2 separate regions of the Homo sapiens genome follow, and region 2 is linked to region 1. Evidence: chromatin contacts called from ENCODE Hi-C or POLR2A ChIA-PET data. All regions are on one chromosome and are shown on one strand. The core of a region is the stretch at or near the end of the contact, and the rest is flanking DNA. Distances in the headings are between cores, read along the strand shown.

What was found. Hi-C counts contacts between places; a loop is a spot of excess contacts on that map. ChIA-PET counts read pairs that join two places held with the same protein, here RNA polymerase II (POLR2A). Pooled maps may share reads with other maps.
Region 2: a map of PC-9 shows a loop between it and region 1 (10-fold over the local background). The contact joins the enhancer-like site here to the promoter of BMP4 in region 1. A Hi-C loop is called at or near these places in 4 of 168 maps with a recorded cell type or tissue (IMR-90, PC-3, PC-9 and 1 more) and 2 of 50 pooled maps. POLR2A ChIA-PET finds 5 or more read pairs at or near these places in 5 of 52 experiments (A549, Caco-2, PC-3 and 2 more).

What each region holds. Positions count from the first base shown.
Region 1 is chr14:53,955,449-53,961,435 of GRCh38, reverse strand. It overlaps BMP4 (bone morphogenetic protein 4), which reads left to right and starts at 4,611. Exons shown (of 4, transcript NM_001202.6): 1 at 4,611-4,886. It overlaps LOC124903317, which reads right to left. Exons shown (of 2, transcript XM_047432035.1): 1 at 5,108-5,987. The coding sequence starts at 5,535. RefSeq lists silencers at 4,649-4,728, 5,378-5,487 and promoters at 3,443-4,785, 2,667-4,785, 5,713-5,987.
Region 2 is chr14:54,248,889-54,254,302 of GRCh38, reverse strand. No RefSeq gene overlaps it. Among named protein-coding and RNA genes, the nearest start is that of CDKN3, 150 kb to the left of the region's middle. RefSeq lists an enhancer at 1,524-2,723. Within about 2 kb of position 1,847, at least 5 of the 41 ENCODE cell types and tissues checked have a DNase peak (open chromatin) inside an H3K27ac peak, as active enhancers do; they include PC-3, PC-9 and mammary epithelial cell, where a contact is called at or near this core.

The DNA.
Region 1 (5,987 bases), core at 3,362-5,861:
CGTGATCTCAGCTCACTGCAAGCTCCGCCTCCTGGGTTCACGCCATTCTCCTGCCTCAGCCTTCCGAGTAGCTGGGACTACAGGCGCCCGCCACCATGCCTGGCTAATTTTTTATATTTTTAGTTAAGATGGGTTTTCACCATGTTAGCCAGGATGGTCTCGATCTCCTGACCTCGGTATCCACCTGCCTTGGCCTCCCAAAGTGCTGGGATTACAGGTGTGAGCCACCGCACCTGGCTTGGATGTTAATATTGAAGGGTTTTTATAGAAAGGACCATATTCCAGAAAGTATCAAGGCAGCAATTTAAAACATAGGGAACTGAAATAGCATTGGATTTTCTTTTTGTCATGAGAAAATATCAGCATCCAGTATTATTTACTTTGAGTGAGGCATATCAAAGGTTGGCAACAATATTAAATGTTTAGAGAAGGAACAACTTGTGCAATTGGGTTAAAAGTTCATCTTTAGATCAGAATAAAGAAAATGAGTTTATGTTTTAGCTTGAGGGACAGGAAAAAAAATTCTTAAAAGTTAGAGGTGTTAGGAATCCGCAAAACAGACGGAGAATGCTTTTTGGACATGTCATTCAGTCTCAGCCTATTAGTAAAAACTAATTGCTCAGAGTAGGTATGATTTTGACAGTGAGTAGTTATCTTGGCACAGCTATGTTCATGGGTCAGATCTATATAGACAAAGCATAATGAGTGGACATTGGAGATTAAGCAATTTGACTGTGATTTTAACTACCAGGATATATTGTCTCTGTATTCCAGAGCCTGAGAAAGACCTGTGAGGACCCTGTTCAAGCTCCACATTTTACAATGAGGAAACTTGGACCCAGCAGAGATAATGAGCTCCTTTCTCAAGATCATAACCTTTTTCTCAGGAAAGGTCACATAAAAGTCTTGCCCTAAGGCGGGCTTATATAGTAACGTCAGGAAGAAACAAACTTCTAGGTCTTGATTTTGTTTTGTTATCTAAGAACTTGGGAAGATATCCTGAAATTCCTGGTAATAGCATGCTGCCAGGATGGAGCAGCAGCTGGTGCCTTGGCCTGGGGAAAGCTTCCAGGATAAGCCTCGGGGATCCATCCACAATACCCCTCACTTGCCCAGGGAGAGGAGACAGACTGACATGGTTTGGACTTGGGGTCCACCACTTTCTAGCTTTGTGACCTTGAGCAACTTACATAACGTCTCTAAACTTCAGATTCTCATCTGTAGGACAGGGATTTTATAAGGGTTGTTGTAAGGGCTAGAGATATATAGGGCAAATATATAAGATATGATAAATATTAATAAGAGGAAAACTAAATTTCTAGCCAATTTCAGAGACCACTTCCAATTCCAATTCGAATTCGAATTCCAATTCCAATTGATCTATCTTACTGCTTCTCAAAACTTAGCAGTGATTCTGGGAATTCCTTCCGTAGCTTCACCAGACACCTAATTGGCCAAGAAGGTTTGAAGACCTGATGTGGTTCTTAATTGGGGATGGGGAATTAAGGGCTACTGTATCTATAGGATTATCTTTTCACTTGCATAGACCTATTTGGTGTGTTCAGGGCATAGTGATACTATAATTGCCATATTTAACAGTTTATAAAGTTCAAGCCCAGCATATTCTTTGCCTGTTTAATGATGTCTTGGTATCAGCCTTTTAATGGTACTTATCAGCATAGAAAATGGAAACAAAATAACTTTTAAAACAGTAGCTCTCAAGCTTTAGTGTGCTCAGAATGACCAGAGAACCTTGTGAAATATACAGATTTCTGGGTCCAGATCTGGGGCAGGACCAGGAAGTCTGCATTTCATCTGCACCCCCACCCTACTCTGAGGCTTATAGTCCTGAGAACATGCTTTGAAAAAGGCTGTCCCAAGGGCTCGCAGACAGGCTATTGACCAGCTACTCTTTCTTGATGTTCTCCAGGAAAAACCCAACAAAGGAATGCCTTTCATTGAGTAGTAGCAGCATAGGAGCAATAGTTGCTCCTGAATTATGGTGGGTTTCCCCTCTTCATCAATGTGCTTTAAGGGTACAGTTTCATTTGGTCTATCTACCATGTTCTATAAAAACATGAAAATTCACAGGTAAGTTTGAGATACAGAAAATAACTAAACTGATTCTTCTCACGAACTCTGATCACTAGGCTGTGGTTGATTTAGCTCTCTAACCAACAAGTAATTTGTTCTTTGGCATGAGTAAGGGGGGAAAAGGAGGAGTGGGTAAAAGCAGCTGATAACAGATGGCTTGCGCCCATCTAAAATGTGGGGAGAGAAATAAAGCTGTCCCAAGAGAACTAAAGCTGAGTTCTCTCGTCATATATCTGAAGATTCATATCAGGGGTCTAAACATGGTATGTCGGGTAGCTTAATTGGAAACTCCTGGACTGTGAGTGTCACAGACTCATGGATGGGCCAATCAGTGGCCACTTTAGTGTCTGGGCTGCAGCAAAATGAGACAATAGCTGTCATTCAAAAACCTTTGGAATTAAAAAAACCCCGAAATGACATTGGTGCTTTAAAGTAAAATAAAGTCCTGCCTTTAAGTCCAGCATATCACTGTTGTTTCTGAGTTTAAATATTAAGAACCACATTTCGTTAATGATTAAAACAACAGTGATTGATTTAGGGGCTCAGTGAGCATTTAATCTGTCCTGACTTCAGGTACCATGCTAAAGGAGCACAATGCCTGATGCTGCAGGAGAAACATTAGGTAACTATTTAATGGAGTTTTAATTTTCTGTTATTATTTTTAATAATTAATTGTGATTTTGACTATTTGGAAGCTACAGGTATATTTTGTCCTCCTTTTGGGGTGGTGTTATTGCCCTGCCCTGTTTTAATCAGTGGTTCTTAGAGAAAGTGAACTCAGGAGTGACTTAAAATGAAGGAAGACGGACTTTGGCTAAAATTACAATTAAATAATCAAATCATTTTCAAATATAAAGGGAGCATGCAGATGATCTGGCCCAATCCTTTCATTCTGCAGATGAGAAAACTGAGACTCATAGGAATGAAAAGACTTGCCCAAAGCCATACAGCTTGTTTCTGTTGTTTGGTGCATTAGGCCAAAAGACCTAGGCCTAATAGATGGAAAAGATGGCAGGATGTCTTGGCCTTGCTCTGACAGTTGCTTCTCTGATCTCAGATATTTCCCACCCTTTGTAATCTGTGTTCCACACAGGAAGTAGTTCTTGTTTTTTAAATATCGAAGGTGTATAAACGTAAAGTTTTTATAGATGAGCCACCCAGGGCCAATATCTGTTTAAGTAAAGACCTAAATGCTTTGCAGAGACAGTAAAGTGTCATGTCTGTCCCAGGGAAAGAAATCCAGGACAGGAAATGCTCAGTCTTCCAGCACTCCTCTGGCTACCTGGAGCTCAGGCTATGAGCCTCAACCCCTCCCTGAAGCATTAGCTCTGGAGCAGAGGCTGTGATTTACTTCAGAGATCTGGGCAAGTCCCTTTAACCTGGTAGTCCTGCCTTTCCTTGTTTGTAAAACAGAGAGATGAGGCTGATAGCTCCCTCACAGCTCCATCAGAGGCAGTGTGTGAAATTAGTTCCTGTTTGGGAAGGTTTAAAAGCCACCACATTCCACCTCCCTGCTAATATGATTACTAAAATGTTTTTATATGAAAGGGCCAATTCCTCATCTCCCCTCTTCCTTTAAAAACAGACCAAGGGGCATCTTTTCTTGTCTCCCTGTGGCCTAAAAGGTTACTGCTTCTGTGGTTATCTCCTTGGAAAGACAGAGTGTCAGGACTCTTAGGTACACCAAAAATGAACAAAAAAATCAACAACAACCATAACACCAACAAAAATAACTGCTGTGTCGGTTCTTAAGACGGCTTCTGAGCTAGAAACAGATTTTTCTAACTGTAAAAAACGTGGCCCCAGCCTGTCTGCAGGCCACCTCTGTCTTTAGGCCTTGGGGGGAGGAGGGAAGTGAGCTCATTTACTGGGGTCTACCTCAGGGTCATCACCAAGGTGTTCTACAAAACGCACTTTAAGAATGTTTTGGAAGGAAATTCACCTTTTAACAGCCCAAGAGGTATCTCTCTCTGGCACACAGTTCTGCACACAGCCTGTTTCTCAACGTTTGGAAATCTTTTAACAGTTTATGGAAGGCCACCTTTTAAACCGATCCAACAGCTCCTTTCTCCATAACCTGATTTTAGAGGTGTTTCATTATCTCTAATTACTCAGGGTAAATGGTGATTACTCAGTGTTTTAATCATCAGTTTGGGCAGCAGTTACACTAAACTCAGGGAAGCCCAGACTCCCATGGGTATTTTTGGAAGGTACGGCGACTAGTCGGTGCATGCTTTCTAGTACCTCCGCACGTGGTCCCCAGGTGAGCCCCAGCCGCTTCCCAGAGCTGGAGGCAGCGGCGTCCCAGCTCCGACGGCAGCTGCGGACTCGGGCGCTGCCTGGGCTTCCGGGACCCGGGCCTGCTAGGCGAGGTCGGGCGGCTGGAGGGGAGGATGTGGGCGGGGCTCCCATCCCCAGAAAGGGAGGCGAGCGAGGGAGGAGGGAAGGAGGGAGGGGCCGCCGGGGAAGAGGAGGAGGAAGGAAAGAAAGAAAGCGAGGGAGGGAAAGAGGAGGAAGGAAGATGCGAGAAGGCAGAGGAGGAGGGAGGGAGGGAAGGAGCGCGGAGCCCGGCCCGGAAGCTAGGTGAGTGTGGCATCCGAGCTGAGGGACGCGAGCCTGAGACGCCGCTGCTGCTCCGGCTGAGTATCTAGCTTGTCTCCCCGATGGGATTCCCGTCCAAGCTATCTCGAGCCTGCAGCGCCACAGTCCCCGGCCCTCGCCCAGGTTCACTGCAACCGTTCAGAGGTCCCCAGGAGCTGCTGCTGGCGAGCCCGCTACTGCAGGGACCTATGGTGAGCAAGGCTACCTGGTGAGGGGAGACAGGCAGAGGGGGTCTAGGAGCCTCCTTGGGGGGAAGAAGCTGGTCACAGGCTGTGACCGAGGCAAAAGGTGGCCTAATTATTTTCCAATAGTGGTGCTGGAGGTGGGGATGCTGGCGCTGAAAGACCTTTAAATATCGGCTACTGCCCCTGCCCAGGCCTTCTCTGTCCAGCAGTCCCTGGGAGATTCTCACCTTTGGGAAGTGCGGGGCAGGAGAGCAGAAACAAGAGAAGCCCTTGGTAGGGGGGTCGTTGGGAAAAACTGTGGGGTCTTGGGCTGAACGCGTTGCCCACGGGCTGGAGGTTGCGATCCCCGGACGGAAAGCGCGGGAGGAGGAAGGAGAGAACCGGCTCTGAGGTCCAGAGAGAGTGAGGGGGCAGAGCGACGGCGAGATGGGGAGAGAACACCTAGCTGGAGCAGGTTCTGCGGTAGAGAGCGCAGTCCTGCTGGCCTCTGGAGAGTGCGCGCCGCTCCGGAGGCTGCGTCGAGGGGAGTGTCACCCAATCTGGCCCCCAGCTGGCGGGGCGCCCTGAGAGCTTGCGAACTGCAGTTGCAGGACGCGCCTTCTCCACGAGCTATTTTCGTCGACTTGCGGAACCCAAGGAACCTCGCCTCTATCATTTCACGGTGTAGGGTCCCTAGAGACGACAGCCAAGATCCCAGGGGCTCCCAGGACGCTTGTTCCTGCGGTGTCGTGTCCTATGGGGAGTTCCTGGCGGGACGAAAGGCGGACGCGCGGCTCTTCCTGGCCCTCCAGGCCCGGAACCGACGGGAAAGGTTCCCGTGATTCCCGAGTCCCTGCAGGCTTCTTCCAGCGGGAGTTGGTCCGGGGGCCTTAGAGGCCTCCAAGCACTGCTTTGGAGGATGGTTTCCAAGGATCGCGGTTTGTGAGTTGAAGGCTTTGTGAGAGGTTAAACCCCCAAAAGATACATACTTGGTAAACTGAGGCTACCTGTAAACACATTTCGGCATTAGGAGAAGATTCGAGTAGGGAAGTGAAGGACAACCACCCCGAGTTACATTCCTTTCCCCCAATAAAAAGCTCTGGGGATGAAAGTTCTTTTGGCTTTTAT
Region 2 (5,414 bases), core at 598-3,097, 300 kb before region 1:
TCTATTTAGTCATCTGAAAGAGCAAAGAGGACTATTTTAACTTCAGCTCCTTTTAATTCTCCATACAATAGAGGTACTAAGGGTGTTAGCAGAGTGGCCAAAAGTCAGGGAGCTTGAGTGAGGAGGGGAAGAAGGAAAGGTCTTGGGCATCCCCTGACTTTGAGTCCTGGACCCTGGCCCTAAGAACAGCCACACAGGCCTTTCCCCACAGCCTTGTCAGCCAACATCCCCCCAAACTGTGTCCCACTTAAAATAATGAATCCCAGAATCCCTTATTGGATTCAGCCAATCCACATGGTGTGGTTCGGCTTTTAAGAAGAATAAATCAACATTTAAAGCCTGCCTGGATTTATTGTAAACAGTCTCTCTCCACTAAAAATGGCCCACAGTGTGATTTGGCCCCGTGCTAGGATGGTGGCTCCATTTTGGAGCCACATTTGCCTTTAAAATAACACAGCCGTGAGCAAATGCACCTCACTGTTGGCTGCATGCATGTTTTCTTAGGAACTTGAAAGGGCTTCTCTCTGAGTCACCTTAGCTGCTCTTCTGAGTCATTTCTAGGGTTGAGAAGGAGAATGACAGAGAAGGGAGCAATGAGGCTGGGTGAGCAGCAGCCTCACTGTTGTTCTTGCCTGCTGTGACCTGTGACATGTGCTCAGATCTCCTCTGGCCTCGAGGAAACCCCTGGAAGGCGGTCTTCCCATCTACCAGGAAGGAGTAGACAGATTTTTCTACCAGTGCAAAAGGGTGTTCAGTGTGTATTGCAGGTTGCCCTGTAGCCTTCCCAAGACCAACTTTCCAAGACTGCCAGGCTTGATCCCCTTTGAGGCTGGTCCCAGGTGGGGGTGGCCTTCACCTGCAGCACCCATATACTCTGTAGCCAGCACAGGGAGGCTGCCTAAATCTCCTTACTTACCTATGAGGTATGCATAGATCTGAGGCTTGAGTCATGGTGGAACTTGTGACCTATCCCTGATCCCACTCTTTGTTTGTGATCTGGAGGCCCTCTCACATCCCCAGTTTCTGATAGAGTCTTTGCCTCAGTATCTGACTACTGCTCAGGCATATTACAAAGACATTACCTACCTGGTGAGATTTCTTACTAGAAATATGTTTTTCCAGTTAATGGTTCCCTGGAATCCGAATAGGTATATTTTAACATTGGCTTCACTATTTGTTAGTTTGGTGAATTAGGGCAAATTAACTTAATGTTTTGAAACCTCAATTTCTACAACCATATAACAGAGATTGCAATAGTGGTAACTAACTTCATAGGGCTGATGTGAGAATTAAATGAGGTAGTCTCTGTAAAGTACTTATCAGGGTACCTAGAACCCATTGAGTATTTAGTAAATGTTCCTATTATTATATCTTCATGAATGTAGAAATTAAGATGCACTCTTGAGACTCCCAGGGCATGACTGGCCCATTGCAAAACATCATAGCTACCATGAACATCTGAGTCTTCATAAGTGGACCTGGCCTTAAGTCCTCCTGGCAGGTGTATCATGCTGATCTCATGGCTGGTCTGTTCAGGAAGTTCATTGCTGGCTAAGGGAAGAGCTCCCCTCCCAGAGGCACATGGGCATCCCCTGGAGAGAAGATTCCAAATTTTCCAGCCAGTCTTCAGTCAGCTCTTTGGACCCAGGATCTGAGGCTACAGCAGTATTCAGACTTCTTAAACTATTTGAATAGCTGCTTCCTTCTGCATCCTTGGACACATTAAAAGCAGTGTACACATAAGACTCTTTGGCTAGTGTTCCCAAGCTGAGTCAGATTCTGGGTTGAAGGTGAGACACAAAATAGCAAACAGAAGCAAGGCAGACAGGCACTCACACCTGGGTGCTAGGAATGAACAAAACAGATGCCCAGAAAGTCGGGAAGAATTTGTCTGTGAACACAGAGTCTTCTGGATTTACCATTTTGATTCCAGCAGCTCCTAGAAGACTTTCAAAGTGAAGGAGTGCCCCCTTAGGATTGCTGAAGTGACCAAGCACCTGTGTGGGGAGCCACACCCAGCCATTCCTAAGAGGACTCTGATTTATGGAGAGAGGGATTCAGAGCTCAGCTGCATTCTTGTGGCTGGGATCAAAAGGGCTTTCTCACTGACCACAGATCATATCCCGGCAATTCTCCCCAGACAGAACATTCCTGAGAATGAATGTGGTCTTGACCACAGCCCATGGGGTGGAGTAAAACTGGGAGGGTACATACCTGGGAGGATGGCATTTTTAATAGTCTAAAACAAAGGTTTATGTACCCCCAGACCAGATTTGGAGAACGTTGTACTCTCCCCTTCTTGCCTAGGCATAACCTGTTTAGTGGAAAATGAGCTAAACTGAATTTTCATCCTGACAGATTACTTTACTTCTTTGGGACTTAGTTTCTTTGTTGAAATGGGAATGTTTGATTCTAATCAGAGGGACCATTTTTAGGTGGTTTGCCACAGTCCTCACCTTTCCATATTGTCTCATATATGGCTTGCTTCACTCCTTTCCAGTACCTCTCTGACCCCATTAAGAATTTGAATTTGTAGCCTCTGGACTGGATAATCTGTAAGCCCTTTTCCCCTCACTTTCCAGCTGCAACATTCTTGAAAATCATAGTTATGAGTAGACTATTTAAAATAACTGTCTAGTTGAGATGTGTATGTGTCTTCTGGAACGAGGAATGGACACAGCTGGGACTGGGAGTGGGGTGCCTGCTGGTGGAGTCATGTCTGGCAATCCCAAAGCAGAAAAGAGTGCCAGCGTTAAGTGGGAAAACCTGCCTACGGGACTGACACATCCAAGATAATCCACTGTTTGCTTTTCCAGAGTATTCTCAAGAGTTGGCTTGCTCACTTGTTCCAGGGCAACTTGTCCCTGAAAGGGTCAGCAAAATTGTGCTTTCTCCTTTGACGGGGTGTGTGAGCCTGGCAGAGAGAAGAAAGGGATGAGGGATTCTGAACTTTCTTCTGCCAGCCAGCATCACTTATGTGAATTTCAGTTGTCTATGTCTGTAATAAGAAGGAAAAAAAATGCTCAGTATAATTGGATCTCCAAATCCAAATCCATTTTGGAAGATACTGTACCCAAAATGAGCTGGTATAAGGCAGAGGGGGCTGCCCAGGCCTCCCTTTGTTTTTCTTCCATTCCTGATGAAGTCACAGCCAAGAATTTTGTTTGATGAGGAAGTAAATTATATCATATGTGTAGGTCTTTAGAGATAGTACCAGCCATATTTGAAGGACTTTTAACACAAACATTAATATTTATATCTGGCCTGTGGGTTCTATTTGTGGCACAATAGCCTGAACTTAGATAAGAATCCTGTAGATAAGAAGAAAGTTTATGCTTTAGTTAATGAGAGATTTCTCGCCTGCCCTTCCTAATGGACTCAGCAGTTGGCAATTACGTCGTGCTGATAACTGGCCTCTCTCGGCTCCCCAAGCATGGAGCCAAGAGAAGGGGTATGGTGGAGGGGGCTGATAGACAGGGAAGAGTCCTGTAGAGTAAAGAGAATATTATATGATAAATGGCTCCTAGCTCACAGAGTGGTATCCAAAACTCAAGAAAAAGAATATTCTGAATACTGAACCATTAACTGAGGGACAAGATCTCACTCACAAGCTGTGGACACTGGAAAAAAGAACAATGTATGGCTCTGTATCATCCACCATTTTCTTACATGTGTAAGTACATTTTTTTTAAACAGCTTTCTTCCTGCACAGAGCTCATTAAATTAAGGAAAGTAGGCTACTCATTTGGGGAGCGGACTCTGACAAGTACCGAGAGAGGTGTAGCCTCCTTGAAAGTTCTAGAAATCTTGTGGATTAGAAAAAACTCTTTCAAAGCAGGCCTTGATGGTTGCTCATAATACAGTGGAGTGTCTATAATATTACTGGGGCTTAGAGAGACCCTGAATATACAGGAATCTTTTACCTTCTTAATAAAAATACCTTTTAAAAAATAAAGTGGTTATGTTAACTTTTAGGGATATGGATTAGTCACTTGACTAATTATATACTGAGTTTATCAATGTAGTTGCAAATATTCAAAATTGTCTTCAATATAAAATGTTTTTAATTTAGAAATACTGCATTGTTCACTCTCATAGTTTAAGAAACTAGATATTTTATTAAAACTCTTCACCCCTATCTGTGACATATAGGCCTTCTTTCTAGCCCTGTAACACAATTTATCAGAACACATGGTCCTCACCTCTGTCTGTTTCAGAGATAGAGTGTTTGAATCTGTGTATGCCAAGCCACAGTTTGCCATTTATATAACATTGGGGAATTATTTTGTTTTTCATTTATTTTCTACATGTATAGTTGTGATCTGCACAAATGTAACCTTTACTCTACGACTTCTTAAAATGTTTTTTTAAAAGTTCCTTTGAAATGACACATAATATTTGCAATTAATCTGGGTGAAATTTCTTTGTCTCTCCAACTTTTTAAAAAGACCAGTTCTATCAGGTGACTTCTATAAGTATTCTAAATTAGTTTGATTGTGTTCTTTTAGTCTAATTATTTAATTTTTGATTAAATAATGTAATTGAGAGTATATCCCATAATATAAAGTATACATAAAGATGGAAATATAAGATTACATCCTTAACAGTTAACTTTGGGTTTTAAAAACAGGTGCCTTATATTTGGGTATCTATATAGTATATATTTTAACATATTTTCATTTTTTATTGAGTTGGTTGATGTGGCACTTTGCTGCAATTTGGACACAAATCATGAGATTAATTATTTACTAAGATCCACAAATATAAGTGATATGAATGTACACACAAATGTATATTGGGAATTGTTTTAAGTTCTATGTGGGTCAAAATAAGTAAGAATGTCCTGGTGTTGAAATATTCATGAATTTGTTTAACAAATGGCAGTTTTTATTCTACATAATATGAATTTCTCTACTTAAAATGAATTCTATGGAGCATCGGTTTCTTGAGGTGTTCTGAGAAAACAAAAACAAAAATAAAACCATGGCCAAATAAGGGTAGAAAAAGCTATATACTGGGTTCTTTACTTAGATACTTAAAGTGCATGTTAGCCTGTTAGAGGCTCTGAAAGTCCTACAGGAAGTAAGTTGTTTTTAATCCAGTGTTTTGCTAATAGTTTCCACTATGGAACCTTCTGTACAAAGCAATTATTAACATTTTGTGAAACTGTAGTTACCTGTGGCACTCACTTTCTCTCTCTCTTTCTCTGTCTCTCTCTCTCTCTCTCTGTCTCTCTCTCCTTCTCTCTCCCTCTCCCTCCCTCTCCCCTAACCTTTCAAAAGCAAAGAGGGAGAAATGCGGAGGGGAGATGCCTCATAGCACCTGGGAGGGTGCCCATGTCCTTGAGGGAATATGTGCAGGCACTTTAAGGCGCAGCTGGGAAGAAGAGCAACAGACAAAGTCAAGCATTGGGG